Linked DNA regions of Homo sapiens: all the other regions are linked to region 3. Evidence: chromatin loops called from intact Hi-C (ENCODE). Cell type or tissue: A673. All regions are shown on one strand. Region 1 overlaps COL6A6 (collagen type VI alpha 6 chain). Region 2 overlaps ASTE1 (asteroid structure-specific endonuclease 1). Region 3 holds the start of LOC105374106 (a long non-coding RNA gene). Region 4 overlaps LOC107986023 (a long non-coding RNA gene).

Region 1 (5,000 bases), 260 kb after region 3:
ACAGTGGGTCAGGCACTGTTCCAGACTCCAGGGTGCAGCCTGCAAAAACACATACCTGCCCTTGTGGTACTCACATTCTTATGAGGAAAGACCATAAGCAAGGAAACAAATATTACCACAATAGATTCGCTGACGAAGACAAGTCCTCTGAAGAGAAATAATAGTGATTGGGAGTAGACGGGTAGAGAAGGGGAAATTATTTTCAATAGGGTGCTAACCAAACGTCCCTTTAAGAAGGATGTAATATTTAAACACACATCTAAGGAAACCAAAGTAGCAGAAACTGTGAAGGCCCTCAGGTAGAACAAGCATGTCCTGTTCAAGGAAAAGTGAAATCAGTGCAGCTGGAGTGGTGAGAGAGAGGAAGGAGATGAAGTCAGAGGATTAATAGGGCCTAGACCATGGAAGGCCCTGATGAACATGGAAAGGGGTTTTGAGTAGATGTGAAACTATCTCATTTTTAGTTTAAAATGAAGCACACTTGAATAATATGTAATTGGCCAGAGTGGAAGCAAGGAGTCCAATTAGAAAGCTTTTGCTAGAATTCAGGTGAGATGATAGTGTCTTAGATTAAGGTGGAAGTAAAAAAGGTATTGACGAATGGCTGGATCTGAGATCTAATTTTTTTAAGTAAAACTAACAGTGTCTGCTCAGGGATGTGAAAGGAGATGAGTTAATTATTCCTATGTTTCTAGCTGAGGAAACTTGGTGAGTAGTGGTACCACTTACTGAGATGGCAGTCATATTCAACTGTGCATTATTTAACAGTTAATTATTTTTTAGTGTATTTGTTACAGCTCAGCAATTAGATTGTCTGTTTCCCTTAACACAGTTAGGGACACTACATTCACATTTGATTGATTAGTTTGTTCTAGCTCTATCAATTAATAGCTGTGTGACTTTCAGCAAGCTACTTAACCCTCTAACTCAATCTCATCTGTAAAGTGGGTCTGGTACTCATCGGGTTGTTGAGACAATTAAGTGTGGCTCTTAGAATAATGGCTGGCACTTAGTAGTGCTCAGTAGTAGCTGTTATTCGTTCCAGAAACACCCCCACACCCCACCAACTGTAGCCAGTCAGCCCAGGGATCTTATGAGTTTCTCTCTACTTAGTTTGCTCAATGCAAGGTCAGACTATTTTTCAAAGGTACTTAATACTTGAGCTAATAGAGAAAATCCATGCTAGCTTTCAAATGCTACCCTGTGTGAATCTCTTTAGTTGTGTTTTGCTTTTCCAAGCCTAAAACTTAGGTGGTCAACAATTAGCAGATATTTGTTGAATGTCTACTTTGGGCTTAGCTGCTGGGATATTCAAGAGTACCAGTTAAACCTCATTTTTCCTGCCATGCATGCTTTTGATTTAGCTGTAATGAATATTTTATCAGTGACCAAATATTTTATTACCTCTCTAGTCCTTTGGGTATTGCTGGACAGATTTCAGACTAGCTGATGTCATTATTGGCCGTTATAAATTGTGTCAGTATGGCTGCCCTTTTGTATCTTGGTCAAATACAGAAAAACAGCAACTTGGAGATACAGAGCCTCTATTCAGACTTAATGGGATTAGCTGTCAATGGCAGAAATTCACAGCAGTTGGTATCCATTCATTGAGAAAGAAGACAACTTAAAGAAATTTCCAGTGAAAGATAATTACACACAGATTATCTGGTACATTCTAACACATTAGATAAAATTCCTTCATCTGCAGAGAACTGGATAGCATGCAAAGCTTTGCCTCAAGGAAAGCAATATGATATAGTGGAAAAAGCACTGGACTCAGATCAGCAGGACTGGCTGTGACCTGAGGAAATGCTCAACTTTGCCAAGACTTAGATGTTTCCCTTGTAAAAAATGAATAAAAAATTATACCTACTTTACAGGGGTACTCTCAGGGTTCAGGGAGATAATGGCTGTGAAAAGACTTGGAAATCTGCAAAATATTATACCTAAGCAAATGTTATACAAGCCTGTAGACATGTTAAGAGTTGAAAATGTGATAAGGAAAGACTTTAGGAGAGAGAGTAAATAAAGTTCCTTGCCAGGCGGTGCCTTTTCTAGGTTACTCACAAGCTGTCCCATTGTAAAGATGGCAACAAAAATAAAAATAATGACAACAGCTAACATTTACTTAGTATCTGCTGCAAAGAAGATACTGTGCCAACTCGTTTACACACATCAGTTCATTTAACCCCCAAAACAATTCCTTGAAGTGGATGTGGTTACTAACACCATTTTATGGATGAGAAATGGGTTCAAAGCAATTAAATTACTTGCCTAGTCATGCAGTTTGTGGGCTATAGAACTAGGATTTTAATTAGGCAGTCTGATGCCAGAATCCATGAGTTTAACTACTAGCCTACACAGCCTTACAGGTGGATCCTAGTATAATTGGAGTGTGAGCTCAGTATTGCCAAGTCATTTTCAGTGGAGTGATTCTGCCTGTGCCTCGAATTTGTCCCACACCTCCTATCCCCTGCTCAGAATTTCTCTCCTATCTCTACTATTTCATGCTATCCTACAATCATAGGTGCTAGAGGCTACATTGGGTAATGCTTGCTGCTGTAGCTAATAAACCTAAAAATGTATACTGATGCACACACAATAGTAAGTTAAATTATTACTGATTTAACAGAAGTAGGTCTGTAAACACATTCATGGGGTGGCCCCTGTCCACACAGCCATTCAGGTCCCCATGCTGAGAGTAACCTTGCCATCCTCAACATTTGGTGCTTGAGATTGTCTCCATTCCAGCCAATCAGAAGGGGAAGAAAGATTGAGGTGCCCCCTGTGGGAATTTCTGCTGAGGTTGCATTGGCTGGCACTCATTTAGCCATTGCAAGTGGAGCTAGAAAATATAGCCCCCTGCTGGCCGCCATGGCTCAGTGACAACTTCTCAATGTGGAATGGGCAGCACTAATTTTTGGTGAACAACTAAGAAGTGTCAGCCACAGAGATTATGGTTATTGCTAGGTGGTTTTTCATTGATGAAATTTTATTTCTGGGCTGGGCGCGGTGGCTCACGCCTGTAATCCCAGCACTTCGGGAGGCCGAGGCCGGTGGATCAAGAGGTCAGGAGTTTCAGACCAGCCTGACCAACATAGGGAAACCCCGTCTCTACTAAAAATACAAAAATTAGCCGGGTGTGGTGGTGGGCGCCTATAGTCCCAGCTACTCAGGAGGCTGAGGCAGGAGAATGGCGTGAACCCGGGAGGCGGAGGTTGCAGTGAGCCAAGTCGCGTCACTGCACTCCCGCCTGGACAACAGAGCGAGACTCCGTCTCAAAAAAAAAAAAAAATTTATTTCTTTGAGTTCCTTTAATTGGGTTCTGCAGTACACCATGAAAAATTATGGGCTCAAGGAAGGTTCTTTTGATCAAAATATGCTCTTCACTTCCTTGTTTCCTGCCACACTAATACAAAACTTATTACAGATGACCATCTCAGTGGGACAAATACTCCCTGCAATTGTTTCATACCTGCTGTCAGCATTTAAATGAACTGGAGGCTTAATTGCCTGATCTCTTTCCTTCAACAGTATTTAATTCTAAAAATTTTGAGTTTTTTAAAAATATACATTTATTGGATTTCAGGTACATAGAATTGGGTTAATTCTAACCCACAGTTCATTACATACTCATTTATGGGTCCTTGCAAGAGGTTCTATTTATTTGCTTATTTGTTAATAATAAACCATAAACCTCTACCACATGAAAACTGGAATGTTGATAATAACATATCTACAATGAGTTTATTTTCAGTCCTTTCTCTCTGCCCCCCACATCCTATGTAACTACTATCCTGACCCTTATGGTTATTTCCTTTTTAAAAATAGACGACTTTTTTAGAGCAGTTTTAGCATCACAGCAAAACGGAGCTGAAGGACAGATTTCCCATATATCCTCTATCACACATACATAGCCTCCCTGATTATCAATATCCTCTATCAGCGTGGGATATCTGTCACAATTGATGAACCTGCCTACGCTGGCACATCATCACCCAAAGTCCATAATTTACATTAGGGTTTACTCTTCATGTGGTCCATTCTATGTGTTTAGACAATTTATAATGATATGTGTTCACCATCATAGTATCAGAATGATTTCACTGACCTACAGATCCTTTGTGCTCTGCCCTTTTTTTCTTTTTTAAAAAATTTAATTAAGCTCCAGGATACATTGCAGGATGTGCAGGTTTGTTACAAAGGTAAACATGTGCCATGGTGGTTTGCTGCATCTATCAACCCATCACCTAGGTATTAAGCCCAACATGCGTTATCTCTTTTCCCTAATGCTCTCCTCCCTGACCCCACCCTCCCTCAACAGGCTCCATTGTGTGTTGTTCCCCTCCCTGTGTCCATGTGTTCTCATCGTTCAGCTCCTACTTATAAGTAAGAACATGAGGTGTTTGGGTTCCTGTTCCTGCATTAGTTTGCTGAGGATAGTGACTTCCAGCTTCATCCATTTCCCTGTAAAGGATATAATCTCATTTCTTTTTATGGCTGCATAGTATTCCATGGTGTATATGTACCAGTTCTCTTCATCCAGTCTATCACTGATGGGCATTTGGGTTGATTCCATGTCTTTGCTATTGTGAATAGTGCTGCAGTGAACATATGTGTGCATATATCTTTATAATAGATTTTTTTATATTCCTTTGGGTATATGCCCAGTAATGGGATTGCTGGGTCAAATGGTATTTCTGGTTGTAGGTCTTTGAGGAATCCAATGTCCAGAATCTACAAGGAACTTAAACAAATTTACAAGGAAAAAAACAACCCCATTAAAACGTGGGCAAAGGACATGAACAGACACTTCTCAAAAGAGGACTTTTATGCAGCCAACAAACATATTTTTAAAAAGCTCAAGATCACTGATCATTGGAGAAATGAAAATCAGAGCCACAGTGATCAGATTGGCTTTTTTCACTTAGCAATAAACACTTGAGTTTCCTCCATGTCTTTTCATGGCTTGATAGTTTTTAGTGCTGAATACTATTCCA
Region 2 (5,000 bases), 740 kb after region 3:
AGATGTACTTGACTACTCTTTTCTTGATTCTTCTGGGAGTAACCATCTCTTTGGAGATGGTTGTTAGTAAGGTTATAAAAATAACCTTACTGAGGAACTCCCATGCAATCCTCTGAAAATAATAAAAATTTCCTTATTTCAAGAACTCTTATTTAACAAAGTAATTGTTAGGGTTGAATACTCTAGGGGCAAATGATTTATTGTGCCTTTTGTAAAAGTCAACACTTGGCAGGTGTGTGTTTGACACTGGCTGATGCTGGGCTTATTTCTCTAAGAGTATGGTAATTCTAGTAAAGTAAAGAAAATTGTTTATCAGATATTAGGAACTGTACATAGGCCTGCTCAAAATGGCAGCTTTAAAGCTACCTTTAGGGCTATTCCTGATGGAATATACCAGTGGGAGAGTACAGAAGGAAGAACACAATTTGTATGAATACAAGTAAAATGAAGGTTGAGTATATTTTCAGATCTTGCCCAATGCATTTATTCTACTTGGTTCTCTTTATTTTCAAGTTCTCATTTGGAACTGGCCGGCACTTTCAGAACTCTGGGTATTTCTAATTTTAGCAGCCTCTATTTGGCAGTATTTTCCAGAGCAGTACCTTTTAAACTTCTTCCCTACAGTCCACAGTAAGGAATATATTTTACACAATCACCTAATACATGATATGTATATCTGATATTTTCCATTCTAACTTTTTCATTAAAAAATGCTGGGTATGACTCATTAAATACTTTCACATCTCATTAATGGGTCAAAATCTGTAGTATAAAGAGGGCATAGGGTCTGGTATTGCTGCATATATCTCTTGATATTTTCACTTCTCACTGTTTCCTCCTTCTCCAGGTCTAACAGCTCAGGATGCTGTTTCTTATTTGGCTGAAGCCATTAGTTTCAACTTCTCCTTTAAAACCTGGAGTGCACCTAAAGTGCTCTTCAATCCTGTCATGGTCTCATTGACTAAGTACTTACTTTTAGTAGAGACAGTTTTCTGTCTGGCATCCTCACTTCTAACTTTCATTGGCCAGACTTCATACTAAAGTACAAAGAGGAAACTGTTTTTAAAACTTTTTGAAATGATAACCAGCTGCTACTTAAAGGCAATAATTGAGTGAGACTTCTACTTTCTGAGAATGTAGCTGGCTAAATTGCTGCAATTTAAAGCATATAGACTATATTACCATTAACTTGCTGAAATGGAACATGAGAAGTATAAACATGGTTTCAAACATATTTAGAAATACAGAAGCTTCTTAAATCAGGTTGTATTTATTAAAAACAAAATACAAAATAACTTGGAATTCAGATTATTGTGATGTTTATCCCCTAACAGGTCAGTCCTAAAGAAAAAGCTAATTGTTTCAAGGGTGGTAACGGAAGAATTTTAAGTAAGGATTATATTAAATACATCTAGTTTGATGCAAACTGAGTTTTATTCAATGTTGGAGGCCTCACTATGTTCCTCTAAGTTTTCAACCATTAACAACCCAAACCGGTTGTTTCCCTCATACCAACACTTGGTGTGTGCAGTGGTTCTCCCTCTGTTCTTAGAACAGCTGGTATTCTGTTTCTTCTGCCTTTTTTTTTTTGAATTTGATCTACCTTTTGGTAGGAATATTTCAGCGGGGGCATATGACCTTGTGGCATTGAATAGATATTCATAAAGTTGCTTAGCCTCAGGACATATGCTCAGGAGACTTTCTACAGAGGTCGATGCTAGCAGTTGCTGGCATAGTCCGTGCACCAGGCTTCCACTGTACAGTCTGTTCAAAGCAAGAAAAAAGTATGTTGTTAAAGAAGTAATTCAGTGCAACAGGATAACTACCATTGACATAGCTTCAACAAATGCATCTAAACAATGAGAGCTCTTATTGCTCTATAATATTATCGAAATTACTTAAGAATAATCTGTTCTTTGAAGGAAGGAACTGAGCTGGTATGACAAAGATTCTTTGCTGGTGATACTTAAAAACTTTTCATCAACAAATTACGTGATGCATGCTTAGTGGTTTTGCAGCTAGCCCCAGACTGAGCAGGTGTCTTTAACAAACACTTTAATTTTAAAGAAAAGGAATTTAAAAGGACCCTGATAAACCAAACAGGCAGTTTGTTAGAATATGAGAAAATTTATTGGCATCATTTGCAAGGTCATTCACTGAGACTAAAAACCTACTTCACAAATAGAAGATGGGATTAATTGGAATCCACAAGTTTATTATGGACAAAGCTGATAAACTGGTACCTTAGCAATCCATGTAGAACCATCATTTAATCAGTGTAACATCTCTGTGTAAAAAGCCTTGGTTATGCTAAGATTCAAGAACAATCCTGCTGTTTAAATCATTATTAAGAGAACTGTTTTGTTTTGCATTTCCTGTTTTGTTTTAAAAGGATTTGTGGTAACTAAAGAGGATCCAGTCAAGAATGGCCTTAAATTATTAAACGAAAGAAATAAAGAATCCAGGGGTCAAAGGCCAATTAGTCTTATTTGTGTTAGCTCAGATATAAGGCCCAGAGATATATTAACAACACTGTTTACTGCCAGGAGGCTTTTTACCTTGAAACATGTAAAGTCCCACCATATTTTGTATGCGTCCATATATCCTCATTCAAAGTATTGAAGGCACTGGGGCTGCAACAGCAAATAAAATAGACAAGCCCCTCCCCCCACAGAGTTTACATCTGAGTGGAGAGACAAACAAAACACAATCTATCTCCTTTTTATCTTCATCTCTCCCTCAAGTACCTCCTGGATGGTCAATTACCAAGATGTCCAATCCATTGATCCTATCACTTTTTTCACTGCTCCACACCCTACTGCTGCTGTCACTTCTTTTTATCATACCCAGCTTAAACTCCACAGACAAACATTATAATTACTCTGTGGCACATAGGCTCAACTCCCTTATTGTCCTTCTTGCCTGGTAAAGCAAACATCCTAGGTTAAGTTCACTTGGGCATCTACTCATCATCTCACTTAGAATGAAAGCTCCATTAGAGCTGAGATTCTGTTTTTGTCCCTACACCCTAGCACAGGGTAGGCATTTAATATCTGAATGAATGAGTAAGCCATATGCCAAGTGGTAAGAAATGCAATTAAAAAAAAATAGAGTAACAGGACTAGAGTGAATGAGGGTAGACAGTGTGTCTCACTAGGGTGGGTTATCAGAAAAAGGCTCTACAAAGTGACATTTAAAGACTGAGAGGAAAGGAGAGAGTTGTATCCTACCAATGATTGCCTCCCCTCTCCCACATATTAATGTATTACTTAAAGGAACTGATTTTTTAAAATTGGATTGAATCATGGAAACATTCTTTGAGAATATGGAAATAATTTAATATTTTTCCCGTTTCCAGCTCTTCAGCTGTAACAGTGACTCAAAATCAATTACATTAAGATTAGTTTTTTTTTGTTTTGGTTTTTTTTTTTAAGTAACTTTGTTGCTTTAAATATAAGTGAAAATACTGTATTTACTTTTGTGTGCTTCCATCTGAACTAAAGTTTCCCATGGTGCTTACCGAGTTAGGTCTGGCTCTGGGAGAGGAGTGGACAGCAGCTGGTTGAGATACATCCCCATCTGGAGACAGGACTGCCACTGACAGAAGATGTGAGCTGTGTCTAAGTCCAGTCTTGTGCCCAGCCGTGTCTGCGCCTTCACTCTTTGGAACTCTGCATACAACATCTTAGCACCATCTTCCTGCAGCTCTTCCTTACCTAAATAAAGAAACAGCCCAAGGGCAGTATTTCTAAAAGCACTGTAACAGCTTTTCATTTTCTCCACATATACTACAAATTCTATAAAGAAAGAAATTAATTTAAAAAAACTAAGATGTTTTTCTCTTCTGGCTTCATAAATGCCTTGCTGTATAAATTGAAATATTGATACTGAACTGTCTTTTTAATGATGACCTAACTTTATTCAACCCATCGGAATTTACTTTTTCCCTGAAATAAGATCTTTTCCACTGGTCTACTACCTGACCATAAACATGTCTGCATTTGAATTCTCTAAACCCTAAATCTGTGTCTATGAAAAATACAAATGACTATTAAATATTATTCTCTTTACTGTTCTCTTTCACCGAAACTCCCAAGCTGTGGTGCATTTGTGTTAAAGAAACAACCTGTGTGTTCAAAACACATTTTGACCTCTGTGTTTTATAGGAGGAAGCTAAAGTATGACTTGGAGAATTTGGCAAATAATCATTTTCTTTTCATAGTAGAGGATAAGGGGCAAGAAGCAACAATCCTAGGAAATAAGGAATGTTGTGTGTTTTTAGCTGTAAGTTTCTACAGATTTGTTTGGGCAGGGGTGCACAAAATAACATCTGGACCAATTTGAAAATAATAAAAAGGAGGCCCACCTTTTACCAACTAGCGAGGAGCAAGACACTGAGCCTGCCTGGGTACAGGGTCCACATTTCCTAAAAGAAAAGAAACAGACCCTTGACATGCCCCTTCTCTTGGACTCAGGTAAAAACTTAATAGGCTTGTGCTCTGAGAGCTTTCTTATACTGTATTTATTATTCAATCAGAGGAAATACTCTAAACCTGTGTTCATAAAGCAGCAGTGGGACTTAACTGATTTGTTTTGTGTTAAGTTGGCTGTCATATAACAACAGTCCCTCTGACAGCTGTCAAGCTTGAGCCTTAATACTTTAGAAACAGGAATCCATGCTGTTTCATTCTTTTATCTAACTTATTAAAATAGTAAACTAGAGTAGCACGATCTAATAGAACTTTCTGCAGTGCTGTCCAATACAGTAGGCTAGCCTATAGCCATATGTAACTACCTGACACTTGAAGTGTGGCTAGTGTGACTGAAAAGCTGAATTTTTAATTTAAATGGAATTTAACTTTGGCCATGTGTGGCTAGTAGCCACCATATTAGATAGTACTATTCCAGAGTATAATTATTATGCATGTTTATACAGTGTTAGAGCATTCATAATCTTTAAAGAGGATATTCCACTGAAGTATTAAAGTGTCCCAGTGTTT
Region 3 (5,000 bases):
GACAGTTCTGGAGGCTAGAAGTTCAAGATCGCAGCACAGAGGGCACTCTTCCTGGCTTGCAAATGACTACCTTCCCGTTGGGTCCTCACATGCCTTTCCTCAGTGCATGCTCATAAAGACAGCAAGAGAGAAAAGACCCAAGCTCTCTGGTGCCTTTTTTTTTTTTTTTTTTTATTTTCATTTGAGACGGGCCTCACTATACCAATATTGCCTTGGCTAGCCTCAATGTCTTAGGCTTAAATGATCTTCCTGCCTCAGTCTCCTGAGTAGCTAGGACTATAGGCATGAGCCACTGCACCTGCCTCTGGTGTCTCTTCTTATAAGCACACCACTCTTATTGGACTAGGGACCATTCGTATGACCTCATTTAACTTTAATTACCTCCTAAGGCCCTAAATACAACTATAGCCACATTAGGCGACCATATGAATTCTGGGGAAACACAAACATTCAGTCCATAACTGATCACAAGCAGCTGGTTTTCCCCCAGGGACACAGGATGGAGTTGCTCTCTGGTAAGTTCCTGGTTCTGTAAGTGTGACTGCTATAATCTGTGTGTTTCTCCACACAGTCTGGTGACATAGCAGGTGGGATGGAATCAGCTTTATACAAAATGTTCAAAGAAGCACATTTTAAATTCTATTTTTATAACAATCATTTTAATATGATCACAAAAGGATGACTGTGTTCATGGTAGCAAATCTATAAGACACAGAAATGCACATGGAAAAAATAAAGATCACCTATAATCTTTTCTCCCAAAGGTAACCGTTTTGATATAATCCAGGCTTTTTCTAATGAATGAATATACTATCTTCTTTTTCTTCCTTAACACAGTACAAGCAACTGATTTTTTGACGGGAATTAAATGGCAGATGCTCCATCCTGCCACAGAGCTGCTCATCATATGAATGGGTATATGCATTTCTCTGTTTTAGGCATAACTTCAGCTGCCTGAGCATAAAATGGCCAAAGTGATCTATCCTGAGGATGGTATTTGATTTGAACTGTGATTTATTTTCTATTTCTTATTCCCATTCTTCCCTTCCTATGTCCAGGAGTTGGGAACACCAAGGCAAAGTTTCAATAATAAGAAGATCATTGGGAAGAAACATTCAAGTGTGTTGATTGTCCCCACTTGTTAACTTAAGAAAAAACATAATTTATAAATTTAGAAGAGAAGAGGCTTTAATTCTTATAAAAGGTTACAGCCTGCAAGGTGGTTGTCCCACAGGCTGGGAAGCCTGCCTCTAGCCAAGACCAGAGACAGGCGTTTGGAAGGAGGAGGGGTTGGGGTAGGAGTTTTATGCTGAAAAGGTTGGCTAAACATACATGTTCAACAAGTTACAGGAGGAGCTGAGTATTCAAGAAAGTGGTCCTGACACAGGCATGTTAGATAAACATACATGTAACTTATGACCGATGTTCATTTTGAAATGAATAGATGAAATGTATTATACCTAGCCCCTATGTCAAAAGATCTTTTCAGGACATGAAGGTACACAGGTGTGCAGTCTCTGTAAACCAGCAAGAACCAGTCCATGGCTGGTGGTCTTCTCATCAGGAGAAAGTTACTGAATTCAGCCTCTTGTCCAGTCAAAGCTGTTTCTGGTCGGTGGAACAGGGGTTCAGTGAATCAGCATCTGTGAGCTGGATGAGTTGTAATTGTTTTAATACTGTTTATCTGGAGGCCAGTGCTTGTTTAGCTGCTGGAGAAAAAGAGAAACCTTGTGGCAGTTAGAACATAGTTGATTCTTTAAGTGCAGGAGTGTGTGACTTAACCCTTTGCCTGGTATGGTCTTAGGTCCTGTTTATAATTTGGTATCTTATTGCCATGAAAAGTCTCCTCTGTCAGTCTTATGATCCCTATTTTAACATTAATGCTGGTCAGTTGTGTCTAAACTCTAAAAGGAGGAGGTATAACCAGGCATGTCTGACTTTCCATCCCGTCATGGCTGGGAATACAGTTTTAAGGTATTTCTGGGGTTCCCTTTGCCAAGAGAGAGTCCATTCAGCCCGTAGGAGCTTAGGATTTTAAAGTTTACACATCCTTGGAACATTCATGAGATCCAACTGCAGTTCTCCCTGTGTTTACTAGGTGGCGGTATAACCCTTTCACGGAGGTCCTCTGACTCTCAACATAAACCTTACACTCCATAAATTCCGAGGTAGCAACAATATAGCCAAGGGCAGAAACAACTGTCTATTGTTTCAATATTCATACCCACTCTTACTGTATACACAGTTTATAAAGCACTTTCCCATGTTATGTCATGTATTTGCCCAGCCCCACCACTAAATCTGGGATGTTGGCATTGTTCATCCCCTTTTTGGGATAAACTATCTTACAGAAGTGATGTGGCTTGGCTCAGACCCGTAACAGAAACTGGCCTTGAACTCCTTTTTATCCCGAGACCAGGGCTCCTTGAGCTATACTGCATTTGTTCCAAACCGTTAGCTGCCACCAAAGAATTCTGAAAGTCAGAGCCACAGGGGTGGGAGGATGGGCTTGATTTCTGCCTCAGATTCCCTGCTCTTCCATCTGCTGCCCCCACCCCCACCCCCACCCCACCCCACCCTACCCCACCCCACCCCTGTGGTTCTGGCCTGGGTGGAAGTAGGAGTGGACTGAAAGAGAAGTTGAACTGCAGTGCAGGTCAGTTGTGATGGCAGCCTCGGCCAACCCCACAGGGATCTCTGGACCTAAGTGGGCTTGTGTGAGTTACCCCAGTGTGGGCTAACTTGGCTGGGTCTGTATCCCCTGCCTCCATCACCCAGAAGGGCATACCTGTGGACGTGGCAGCTCTGAAACTGTGGCAGGCTCTAAAGTCGACCAGCTGAAGCCTTTCTGCTCACAGCACTCCTAGCAGGTGGGGCAACAAGTTCTTCCTTGAAGCAGGAACTGCAGAGCACAAACCACACTCATCATAGTTCCTTTACCTGGAATGTCTTTTTGCATTGTTTTCAAATTTCCCTAGCTTCCAAAATCCAACAGGACACAACGAAAATCATTTGTGCAAGTTCTCAGAGATCTAGCCTTTGCATTCATCTCTAGCCTCACCTATGGTGGCGGTTGTTCTGACCCTCCAACTTTTCATTTGAGCAATACCATTTCCTGGAAACGCCATATTCCATTCACCTATGCTGTTGCCCTTGGTGATACTTTTGTGGGAAATGCCTTTATTTAATTTATTTACAAATATTTAATAGGCATCTATTATGTACCATATCCATTATCTGTGCCAAAACCCAGCTCAGCTCTCATTGCCTCTCAGGAAAACATCTCCCATTGCCCCCTTTCAAGAAAGAATTAATCAGTAGCTCCTATAGGCTGCCTTGTATACCCTTATCTTTTTGCCCTTTTCCCTCCATTTTACACCATTTGCCAATTAGTCTCCTTATTAGGCCATGAGCCTCTTCATCTTGGAATCCCCTCCCCAGGACAGGGCCTGACACTTCTCCCTTTAGTTCTGATATTTAAACTCCCTGCCAGTTTTCAGACTGTTAGAAATGCCCCACAGCCACCCCAACAGTTGGTTGCCTTCTATATCTCTTGCTCTAGAACAACTTTTTGCTTAGTAATTCTGCATTTATTTTTGTTCTGCATTTGTTTCAGACACCAGGGCATCTGCCTCCATCAGTCAATTGTAAAAAGGTTCATGTGTTTTTAAATTCCTCCTTGGATCTGTTATTTCATTAATTATAACCTTGCACTGCTTTGGGGATATTAATTTATCTGATGAAAGAATTGAGACCCAGAAAGTTCAAGTGGCATCAAATCTTACACCATGATTCAATTGGTAGCCTAAAATTAGAATTAAAATGTGTTTTGAACTGATTTGGCATCTGCTTGGTTCGCTCTGCAAAGTTTAAGGGTTTTAATCATTACGTGAATTGACTGCTTTGCACTTTTAAACATGTAGTGGATTTCACTGATCCTAGAAAAGTGGAGGGTTTGCGATTGGTAGGCTCAGAACTTGGTTCCCAGCCATGTATCAAAATGTATAAATGCATACAGGGATTTTCCCCAAGCTCTCCTGAGTGGAGATCATGCTGACTGTGTACTATTTATGGTTCTTCCTTTAATTTCTGACCTCTTGTGATCTCATGGTGGATTCTTCGTTTAACTTTTGAATAATCTCAAAGGTATATTTGTAATACAGCTGGAGAGTCAATGTTGGGATTACGGTGTTATGGGAAATACCAAGACTGGGGCATGTGAATTCAGCATCTGGTTCCCTCCGCAGCTTTCCTGGTGACTTCATAGAAGATACTCTATTTTTCTGGGCTTTGGTCTTTTCTGTCTGAGGAGACTGGAGAGGAGAGAAACATTACTTGCCCCTTTATCGTCTCTCTAAGTTCTGCAAACAAAAGCATTCCTTCTTTAGCTAATCTCTTAGGAAGCTAAAAGATGCAAGCCCAGCAGAGGACAGGAGAACCACCCAGCTGAACCCAACCCAAACTTATGACCCACAGAATACTGAGCTAAATAAATGGCTGTTGTTTTAAAACACTAAGTTTTGGGGTAATTATTAATTTCAAAAAGTTGTGACTGGGCTTGCTCATGTGTCTAGTCAGCTACCAGTCTGTTGGTCAGTTGGCTGGCCTAGGATCAATTCCTAATGATAAAAAAAAATAAAAATTGTATATATGTATTCATGTAATAATATAGCCTCAAAATACTTAAAACACCAATGAAATTAGATTAGAAAAAGCATTTAGAAGCAGAATAATTGGAAAGGAAGACATAATATAGTTTCTATTCATACACAATATGAATACATATCTAGAAAAGTAAAACATTCTAAGAGAACAGCAATGTTACAGAAAGAGTCTTCTCCATCAGCCTAGAGCCTGCGGTGATCATTCAACAGCTGACCATGATGGACACAAAATATGATTGAGAAAGAAACCTTTGTTTTTGTAATCCACCAAAATTAGGGGGTTGTTACTGAAGCATTTCCAGGCCTGTCCCCAGAGATACAGGTATAGAGAAATGG
Region 4 (5,000 bases), 480 kb after region 3:
ACCCACACCCACACACACCCACACCCACACACACCCACACCCACACACACCCACACCCACACCCACACACACCCACACCCACACACACACGCACACACCCACACACACACACACACACACACATACAGAGAGAGAATTATCGGTAACAGAGGCTGAGAAATCCTGTCTTATAATTTTAAGACTCTACAAGTATTTAGAATACTTAAACTGTAGGGGGAGGAACCAGAATTATCGGTAACATAATAGAGGTTGAGAAATCCTGCCTTATAATATTAACACTCTACAAGTATTTAGAATAATTAAACCGTAAGGGGAGGAACCTATAGAAAACATCAACTTCCTACAAGTCTTCTAACTATAAGATTTTATTTGCAATGTGGTATTTATATATGGCATGGTCTACAAATAGCAAAGATCATTTCCTAGGCAAATTTTCATTTCGTATATAATATGCTGAATGTCAATTCTCGGTGAACAAAAGAGTTTATCAATATACATAATCCATGATTTTTACCTATCCTACATTTCCACACTTTGAAGGCATTTTGCCATCGTCTTTTTTTACCCTTGTGTGGGTAACTTATTTGTGTACTACTTGGAAGAGTATTTGTCTTAAAAATTGCTTTATGTTAGTTTTGACCATCCTCTTACCTGTCCTGAAACCTAAGCTCAAAGAAAATAAACAATTTTAATGTAGAGCACAGAGATATCAATATAATTTCCTTAGGAAGTCTTGGATGATTCTCTCTTTTATTAAATGTTATACATGCTATATAACCCTGTCTTTGCTGCTTCTCCTTTTTCATATTGGTCATTCACTAAGCACAAGAAGACATCTAATTTTGAAGAGCTGGCTTTCTAGTAAAGATGAAGCTGAAGGGTTTTCCCCTCCCCTCCACAGCATGTTCCACTGGGTGCACACAAAGCAATTACAACTCATGTCAGCCCTTTTCCATGTGATAGCATCAGCAATTTTGCCCAGGGCTTCTTTTCTGATGAACAGTAGCAGAAATAATGGCCTAATTCACTAAAAACAAAGCAAAACAAAAAACATTATCCCTGTTGCTTTCTCTAAAACAATGCGATATTAACCAAAGTCCTTCCTAATTAAAACAAAGCTATCCAATTATGCATTTTAATACTGTGAGGATTTTTAACAATATCAAAGTGAAAAAGATTCATTAGAAACATATTAAAAACTAGGCCATGCGTGGGTGGCTCACGCCTGTAATTCCAGCACTTTGGGAGGCTGAGGTGGGCGGATCACTTGAGGCCAGGAGTTTGACACCAGCCAGAGCAACATGGTGAAACCCCATCTCTACTATAAAAAAATACAAAGTTAGCCAGGCGTGGTGGCCCCCACCTGTAGTCCCAACTACTTGGGAGCTGAGGCAGGCGAATCCTTTGAACCTGGGAGGCAGAGGTTGCAGTGAGCCAAGATCACACCACGGTACTCCAGCCTGGGCAACAGAGTGAGACTGTGTCTCAAAAAAAAAAAAAAAAAAGAAAGAAAAAAGAAACAAAGAAAAGAAAAAGAAACATATTTAAAAATGAGGAATTAACCTGAGCTCAGACAGAAACAAATTCTGGTCTATTTGAATTTCTTGTGTTTTAAATATATTTCCAAGTTATTTATGGATCCCAGGAGAGTCTACTTTGTCTTTCAGTGCTGGTACTATCACAATTTGACATATCCTCAAGCCTTTAAATGTAATTTTAGGAGAGATGCTTTAAATATCCTGTTAACTTCAGGAAATAGTGGCGCCATGTTTATTTCAACGCGAGGAACAATGAATTCTTTCTTGAAGTACATTTCTGAATTTCTCTGGGGTTCAATTTATTTTCCACATACCCGCCAAAATAGGAATAATCATATCTCTCTACATTAAAGAATACAAGATAAAAGACCTTGTAACATTTTATCATGTTTAAAATAAAGCAGTAACAATAAATAGTTATGCAACAAGAAAACAACTTTTTATCCTAGGGGCAGAAAGAGGGCAAAAAGTTTCTGAAGAATAGAATTCCACTAGAGGGCAGTGCACCCCAGTGGAGGCTCAGAGCAAATGTGCACAGGACGTCTGATTAAGAAGTTATGTGGCAAACACGGAAAGTGTTTGTGATATAATATTACTATAAATAAAACAGCTACAGGAATTTTTTTACATGACTTCAGATGCTCCTTGAAAATCACATATGTTTGTGGTCAAATATCGTGCAGTATTTGAGAACATGATCTTAGACCTGGGGTCATTCCTCTGTGCACCACTGTCCTTGGATGAGTTGTTTAAAATCTCTTGAGTCTCAGTTTCTTTATCTGTAAAGCCAGAGGCAATTACAGATACCACATAGGACTGTTGTGAGCATTAACAGGGATCATATATATATAAAAGTCCAGCATGGAACCAGGCATATAATATTGCTCAGCAAAAAAAATCACAGGATGATGATGACAAAAAATACTAAAAAGGAAAATAAAATAATTTTAATTATTGGAGTAGGTTGTTTAGAGATTTATTGCATAGTATATCTTATTTACATTTACAATGGAGAGCTTGTGATGGAATATATATTTTTATTGACTGTAAATGAAATTATTCTCATCGATGAGAGAATAATTCTATTATTCTCTTCAGCATTTTAAACTCCAGAGAGAAAAATTTTCATGTAGCTACAAAATGTTATTTTTCTCATTTTAATGTCTAGAATATCATTATCACATTTTTGCTATTTCTTTTCATTTCCTAAATGAATAAACTGTCAACACCCAAAGGAAAAAAAATGGAATATACAAATAAGTTATCTCTGAATCCTTTTAAATATTATTCCTCACAAGTTATGTAGCCTTGGGATAGTATAGTATATTTCTCTTAGAACTCTCAGTGTAAGAAAATTTCATCTGATGAAAAATAGAAATATGTCAAATATGACAATTACTCTTTACAAAATGATTGTTTAAATATGAGTTCCTGTAATCATTTAGGAATTTCTTTACAAAATAACTACATGTTACAGAGGCAACAGGGCATTGTAACTTAAGGCTAAAATACTCCATCACTGACAATGAAAGGTCATTCAGAAATAAAGATTGAATGTCTCTGAAATTATAGTATGAATCAAAGTGGAAATATTTAATTTATAAAATTTTGATTTATACATGTCCCCTCTGTTCTTAGCCTTTTAAAAGTAGCTGACTCACCCACCTATCATGTGAAAAAGATCAACTAAAAGCCAGCCCCAGGCAATAACTGTCATCACAGGCATTTGTCAAGATTACACCTACTATTCCTACATCATGGCTGCATCAGTGTTACCCAGATGACCGATATCACCATCATCACCAACATCTCCACTATAACTACTACTTCCTCTGACTATATAAACTTATTGTTCACTTTTTTCATCTCCCTATTTATTTGACCTCACCTGGCCAGTTAAGAGAGGAAATTGGTTAGGAATTTCCTGTACCTACTTGAATTCTAACCTCAGATGTAAATGACAACACATTCTTATGAAACTAAGGGTGGCAGTTACCCAAATCCGTGTCTAAACCAAGGATAGATTCTTGGAACATCAGGCTTTTGATAACCACTAGGAAATATCATCAGACCAGGAAGCTGAGGAGCTGTCCCCCTAACCCACCTGCCCATCACAAATGAGCTCTAATGGAAGATGGCTGAATAGAAGGCTCCACACTGATTGTCCCCCACAACAGGAACACCAAACTTAACAACTATCTACACCCAAAAAGCACCTTCCTAAGAACCAAAAATCAGGCGAGCACTCACGGTACCACGTTTGAACTTCATATCACTGAAAGAGGCATTGAAGAGGGTAGTAAAGACAGTCTTGAATCGCCGATGCCACTCCTCCCCCATCCCCCTGGCAGTGGCTGCATGGTACAGAGAAAGAATCTGTGCACTTGCAAGAGAGAAAGAGCAGCGACTGTGAGACTTTGCATTCAACCCAGTGCTGTCCTATCACAGCAGAAAGCAAAACCCAGCTGAAGTCAGCCAGTGTGTGCTGAAGGAGGGAGCATCTAGATGAGCCCTAGCCAGAGGGAAATTACCCATTCCCGTGGTCAGAACTTGAGTTTCAGCAAGCCTCATCACCACGGGCTAAAGTGCTCTGGGGCCCTAATAAACTTGAAAGACAGTCTAGGCCACAAGGACTGCAACCCTTAGGAGAGTAATAGTGCTGAGCTGGTTTCGTAACCAGTGGACTTGAGGGGTACACCACCTACTAAGAAGCCAGCCGAAGTGGCTAAGAGAGTGCTTGTGCTATTCCTCCCATAAACTCAGGCAGCACTGCTCACGTTCCAAAAGAGACTCCTTCCTTCTGCTTGAGGAGAAAAGAGGGGAGAGTAAAGAGGACTTTGTCGTGCATATTGGGCCAGCTCAGCCACAGTAGGATAGGGCACTGGTAAGAGTCATAAGGCCCCCATTCCAGGCCCTAGCTCCCAGACAACATGTTGAGACACACCCTGGGCAAGAAGGGAACCCACTGCCTTGAAGGGAAGGGCCCAGTCCTGGCAGGATCCATCACCTTCTAGCTAAGCAGCCCTTCAGCCCTAAATAACCAACAGTGATACCCAGGTAGTATACCAGGGGCCTTGAGTAAGACTCTGAGATGAGCTGGATTCAGGTGAGACCCAGCACATTCCCAACTGTAGTGGCTACGGTGAGAGACTCTTCCTGCTTGAGAAAAACAGAAAGAAAACTAAAGGGGGCTTAGTTTTGCACATTAGGTACCAGCTCGGCCACAGTCAGGTAGAGTACCAAGTAGTCTCTTGGGGTTCCCAATTATAGGCCTTGGCTCTTGGATGGCATTTCTGGACCCACCCTGGACCACTGGAGAGCACATTTCCCTTAAGGGTGAGTCCTAGGCCTGGCAGCATTTACCACAAACTGACTGAATAGTGCTTGGACCATAAGTGAACATCAGCAGTAGCCCGTTAGTACTCCCAGTGGGCCTGTGGTGGTAGTGGCTACAGGGTGAGG

The links. Peaks named below come from ENCODE experiments on the same cell type or tissue, not always from the same donor. Only the 100,000 strongest peaks of a DNase experiment are listed, where the experiment ranks them.
Region 1: a loop joins it to region 3, with 14 times the contacts of the local background. A loop is called at or near these places in 33 of 110 quality-filtered maps.
Region 2: it touches region 3 in a loop (4-fold over the local background); 2 of 110 quality-filtered maps call a loop at or near these places.
Region 4: a loop joins it to region 3, with 3 times the contacts of the local background. A loop is called at or near these places in 5 of 110 quality-filtered maps.

The regions. Positions count from the first base shown.
Region 1 is chr3:130,536,353-130,541,352 of GRCh38, forward strand. The region is part of intron 1 of COL6A6 (collagen type VI alpha 6 chain); the gene reads left to right. Among named protein-coding and RNA genes, the nearest start is that of COL6A6, 22 kb to the left of the region's middle. RefSeq lists a silencer at 2,815-2,884. In A673, a CTCF peak has its summit at 2,868 (motif pointing left); DNase peaks (open chromatin) are centred at 1,579 and 2,839; H3K27me3 peaks cover 527 bases.
Region 2 is chr3:131,012,624-131,017,623 of GRCh38, forward strand. It overlaps ASTE1 (asteroid structure-specific endonuclease 1), which reads right to left. Exons shown (of 6, transcript NM_014065.4): 5 at 3,521-3,716; 6 at 1,252-1,764. The coding sequence ends at 1,434. It also overlaps a transcript of ATP2C1 not described here. Among named protein-coding and RNA genes, the nearest start is that of ASTE1, 12 kb to the right of the region's middle. In A673, no CTCF peak of the experiment used is centred here; no DNase peak of the experiment used is centred here.
Region 3 is chr3:130,274,267-130,279,266 of GRCh38, forward strand. It overlaps LOC105374106 (a long non-coding RNA gene), which reads right to left and starts at 2,437. Exons shown (of 2, transcript XR_924479.3): 1 at 2,350-2,437; 2 at 1,167-1,709. In A673, a CTCF peak has its summit at 2,100; a DNase peak (open chromatin) is centred at 2,115.
Region 4 is chr3:130,757,882-130,762,881 of GRCh38, forward strand. The region is part of intron 2 of LOC107986023 (a long non-coding RNA gene); the gene reads right to left. Among named protein-coding and RNA genes, the nearest start is that of PIK3R4, 14 kb to the left of the region's middle. In A673, a CTCF peak has its summit at 2,036 (motif pointing right); a DNase peak (open chromatin) is centred at 2,050.